2 separate regions of the Mus musculus genome follow, and region 1 is linked to region 2. Evidence: chromatin loops called from intact Hi-C (ENCODE). Cell type or tissue: heart. All regions are shown on one strand.

Region 1 (2,500 bases), 150 kb before region 2:
ATGCCCCCTCAACAGAGGAATGGATACAGAAAATGTGGTACATTTACACAATGGAGTACTACTCAGCTATTAAAAGAATGAATTTATGAAATTCCTAGGCAAATGGATGGACCTGGAGGGCATCATCCTGAGTGAGGTAACACAATCACAAAAGAACTCACATGATATGTACTCACTGATAAGTGGATATTAGCCCAGAAACTTAGAATACCCAAGATACAAGATACAATTTGCAAAACACATGAAACTCAAGAAGAACGAAGACCAAAGTGTGGACACTTTGCCCCTTCTTAGAATTGGAAACAAAACACCCATGGACAGAGTTACAGAGACAAAGTTTGGAGCTGAGACAAAAAGATGGACCATCTAGAGACTGCCATATCCAGGGATCCATCCCATAATTAGCCTCCAAACGCTGACACCATTGCATACACTAGCAAGATTTTGCTGAAAGGACCCTGATATAGCTCTCTTGTGAGACTATGCCAGGGCCTAGCAAACACAGAACTGGATGCTCACAGTCAGCTATTGGATGGATCACAGGGCCCCCAATGGAGGAGCTAGAGAAAGTACCCAAGGAGCTAAAGGGGTCTGCAACCCTATACGTGGAACAACAATATGAACTAACCAGTACCCTGGAGCTCTTGTCTCTAGCTGCATATGTATCAAAAGATGGCCTAGTCGGCCATCACTGGAAAGAGAGGCCCATTGGTCATGCAAACTTTATATGCCCCAGTACAGGGGAACGCCAGGGCCAAAAAGTGGGAGTAGGTGGTTAGGAGGGTGGGGAGAGGGTATGGGGGACTTTTGGGATAACATTGGAAATGTAAATGAGGAAAATACCTAATAAAAAATATTTAAAAAGGAAAAAATGTTTATTTTAAAACTGAGTTCTGTTCCCTTAGCCAAACTTGATACACAGTGAATGTAGCAGTGCATCCCCTCCCCACTAGGGGGCACGGTGGGGCACATGTCAATTATTCCATTCTTTAGTACTGACAGAAACCTCTAATGGATCACACAAGAGCTTAAGTGTCAGGCCTACCCTGTATTCACTACCCCAGCACAAGGAAGACAAAGTACCTTGCCCAAATTTTAAGTCTCCTGAGAGTCAAAGCAAATCTAGCTCAAATACATTAAGCTCCAACTATTTATACTAGATTCACCAAGAACGAGTTTCTAGAAATTAAATAAAAAGCTTAAAATCACAGGGGCATTACCCCTGATCTATAGAATGACAGACCCCAATGACAATAGATCTTTCAGCACATCATACAAGCCAGACAAACAGGATAAAGTCCTTTCCAAATCTTGAAGGAGAAGAAAATACCAATGAAAAAAACCAAGACTGAGTGAAAGCGAAAAGGTTCAGGAATTCAAAGCAAGCATTGGATACATAAAGTTTTAGGCTAGCCTTAATTACATAGCAAGTTTCAGGCCAATCTGGGAGTATACAAGATATCTCAAAAAAAAAAATACATGTACATGCTCAAATACACACACACACACACACACACACACACACACACTTTACATACAAAAGGCCGTCTTGAGCAAAACAACAAAACTGAAGCCATCACATATCAGATTTAAAAATATATCACAGCAAGCTGCTGTGATCAAACCAGAATGAATGACACTGCCCTCAAACACACGCATCACAGCCTAGAAGGAGAACCTGCACTTTTATCATTTGTTGATTTTTTTTATTTAAGGACAAGAAATAGACCCTCTAGTAAATGGTGTCACAGAGATTCAAAGACCACCATATTCTTATACCTCCCACTACTCAATAATTCAATAATCAACTCATAACACATTGAAAGAAAGACTAGATCTGAGACTAGAAAATCACTAAGAGAATCTGTAGAAAAAGCTCCATGACTTGGGTCTAGGCAGGAGTTCTTGGCTAGGAACTCCCAAGTACCAGCAACCAAAGCAAGAATTGACAAATAGGACTGAATCAAACTATAAGGTCTCTCCACAGCATAGTGGAGAAAACAAACAAAACACCAAAACCTACCAAACAACAACAACAAATAATCAATACAATGAAGATAACCCCCACAGAGTGTGAGGGGAAAATGAAATAAGATTTCAATGTATAGCAGAGACTAGCATTGAATTTGAATGTAGCATATGCTAGCCTCAAACTTGAAGTAATTTTTCTGCCTTAGTTTCCAGCAGGCTGGAATTATAGCTCTGTGCCACTATGTTCAGAGGAAGAAATATCTTTAAGTCATACATGTAATTTAAGTTATATTGGTAAATTGTCATGTGCTGTTGGCCCTTATTGAATAGGGATACTGGGTGAACACGTTTAGCCCCAGTACTATGGAGACAGAGACTGGTGGATCTCAAGGTAGAGTTCAATGTCAGCCTGATTCCAAGACTGCTGAGACTACACATAAAAATCCTGCAAGAGCAGGGACTCTTTTTTTCTTTTCCTTTTTTTTTGGGGGGGGGGGGAGGGTCATGGTATCTTGCTAAATGGCAATCA
Region 2 (2,500 bases):
GAGCAGAGAGCCTCTTCGTTAGTTCTTAACAACAGTTCCAAATAAACCTCTACATCCTCCTTTACATCTGCCCTTTGATTATGCTGGCTTGTTGTTGAGAATGGTTGAAACACATGTAAACTATGCAACCAGTCTTCCACTGTGTGTGTTGTATGTGCATGCAGAAGCCACATAGGCAGAAGGAAAACTGAGCTCATGGGAGGTCTCTTATACTCCAGAGGTATGTTAATGAGGATGAACTATAGAAAGTAAACTTGGGGGGCTGGTGAGATGGCTCAGTGGGTAAGAGCACTGACTGCTCTTCCAAAGGTCCTGAGTTCAAATCCCAGCAACCACATGGTGGCTCACAACCATCCGTAATGAGATCTGACACCCTCTTCTGGTACGTCTGAAGACAGCTACAGTGTACCTGAGCGAGCGAAGTGGACCAGAGCAAGTGGGGCTGATCAGAGTGAGCAAAGGTCCTAAAAATTCAGTTCCCAACAACCACATGAAGGCTCACAACCATCTGTACAGCTACAGTGCACCCATATACATAAAATAAATAATAATATTATTAAAAAAAAAAAAAAAAAGAAAGTAAGTAAACTTGGGCATGGCCGGCCTGGGAAGTAAAATTAAAACAAGATGCCTGACTGCAGGTATATAGTAAGGTTATTCTCATCCCGTGAAAGCAGAAATGAACTCATGCCTTCACCAGCAGGACAGGCAGACAGACAAAAAATGAACTTTCAGACTGGAGAGATGGCTCAGTGTTTAAGAGCACTCACTGATCTTGCAGAGAAGGTGGGTTCGATACCAGAACCCACACAATGGTTCAAAACATCTGTAACTTCAGTTCCAGCTGACAGCCCTTTCTGGCCTCTACTGGCACCAGTCACCCTGGTGCTGTACCCAGACATACCTACAGGCAAAACATCATAATAAATGGATTTTCACACTAGAGAGATAGCTCAGTGGTTAAGGGTACGGCACAGACTGCTCTTCATGGGAACCTGGGTTATATTCCCAATACCCAGGTCTAAGCTCACAGCCATCAGGTTCCAGAGGATCCAGCGCCCTCTCCTGGTTTCATAGGCACAAGGAACGCACGTGAAACATACATGCGCAGGCAGAATACGCTTACACGTAAAAAATTTTTAAATTAAAGCCTTTAAAAAAAATAAAGAAATGGACTTTCCTGAGGAAGATACGCTGTGTAAACAAGCTGCCGGCGCCGCAACAGATCTCTCTAGCCCACCAGGCGTGCAGCGCCAGACTGCAGGATCCGGAGGGCTGCCCTGCCGCGTGCCTGAAGGACCCCAAAGGACCCGTGGGCTATCTTGCTCAGTGCCTGGTGACCAGGAGGATTGGCGGGAGTACCAGGTGAACCCAGAACCCGGGCTCGCTTTGGAGACCGAATAACTGAGTCTGGTGTGGGCTTCGGCCTGTAGTAGAGAAGCCCAGGTTGTTCGGTTGTGTCCTAGAATACGAGGGCAATAGGAGGGTTGGGAGCCAAGACTTAGGGGGCGGCTGGGGAGGGAGGGAGACGAGTAGGAGGTGTGGCTGCAGAAGTGGAGTTGACGGGCCAGCGACCACGTGACTAGCGTGGGCGCTAAAGTAGTGGCTTCCTCAGTTGGCCAGGCAACTTGTAAAACGTGTAAATGTCTGATCGGTTGACAAAGTCAAGCCAGTTTCTTTGCTTGGCAGCACTTTCTTGTAAACCAATAACTAAGACAGCCCTAACCTAACTGGAACCACACCCTCTCTACAGATCGCCGGTCCTCCCAGGAGACCCCTTAGCAGCCTGGCCTTGGAATGGCTAGATCAGGTTCATGCACTGATTCATCCAGCTAAGATCTGTGGAAATCCAGGTATGTACTAGGCACCCTGCGGAGGGACTGAGGTGAAGATGGTGAGCAAAGCGGACTTGTGCTTTCATGAAGCTGTCCTTTATGTGGACTATGTAACCGAAGGAAGCATTGAGAAAGTATGACTGCAGACGTGAGCCGAGTGCAAATGGGCAAGTGGGAGATAAGCAGGGAGTGGAACTTGGGGGCTGGGGGGAGAGGATGGGAACACGTCCTTACACGAAGATAGTCAGGCCAGAAAGGCATGGGACTGAAAACACCTATGACACTGGAGCAGAAGAAGTAAGGTGCACCACATGAACCCAGAGGAGTGCCCAGGGACAGAAGTGCCAAAAAGGGCAGGTTAACGTCCCAGAGTCTGTGTGAGGACCTTTGTCTTCAAAAATCAGAATATCCTTTGGAGGGTTAAAGAGGAGTCTATATGATTAGCTTTCATTCCAGTAGCTGTAATGTTCTTTAGCACAGATTTGCAGAGTGGCGAGAGTAAAGTTTAGACACCATCACAGAGGGTGTCACAGAAGTCCAAGACAAAGGGGTAATGGTAATTATAAGGAAAAGATTTGTATGGACTTTTTTTTTCTGGTTTTGGTTTTTCGAGACAGGGTTTCTCTGTGTAGCCCTGGCTGTCCTGGAACTCACTCTGTAGACCA

What was found. A loop is a pair of places that touch in the nucleus more often than their neighbours do. Peaks named below come from ENCODE experiments on the same cell type or tissue, not always from the same donor. Only the 100,000 strongest peaks of a DNase experiment are listed, where the experiment ranks them.
Region 1: a loop joins it to region 2, with 9 times the contacts of the local background. A loop is called at or near these places in 5 of 42 quality-filtered maps.

Annotation. Positions count from the first base shown.
Region 1 is chr9:109,684,531-109,687,030 of GRCm38, forward strand. All of the region lies in intron 9 of Fbxw18 (F-box and WD-40 domain protein 18), which reads right to left. Among named protein-coding and RNA genes, the nearest start is that of Fbxw18, 17 kb to the right of the region's middle. In heart, a CTCF peak has its summit at 957 (motif pointing right); no DNase peak of the experiment used is centred here.
Region 2 is chr9:109,831,443-109,833,942 of GRCm38, forward strand. It overlaps Nme6 (NME/NM23 nucleoside diphosphate kinase 6), which reads left to right and starts at 1,352. Exons shown (of 7, transcript NM_018757.1): 1 at 1,352-1,365; 2 at 1,754-1,853. In heart, a CTCF peak has its summit at 1,088 (motif pointing left); DNase peaks (open chromatin) are centred at 1,329 and 1,529; H3K4me3 peaks cover 1,732 bases; H3K27ac peaks cover 1,491 bases.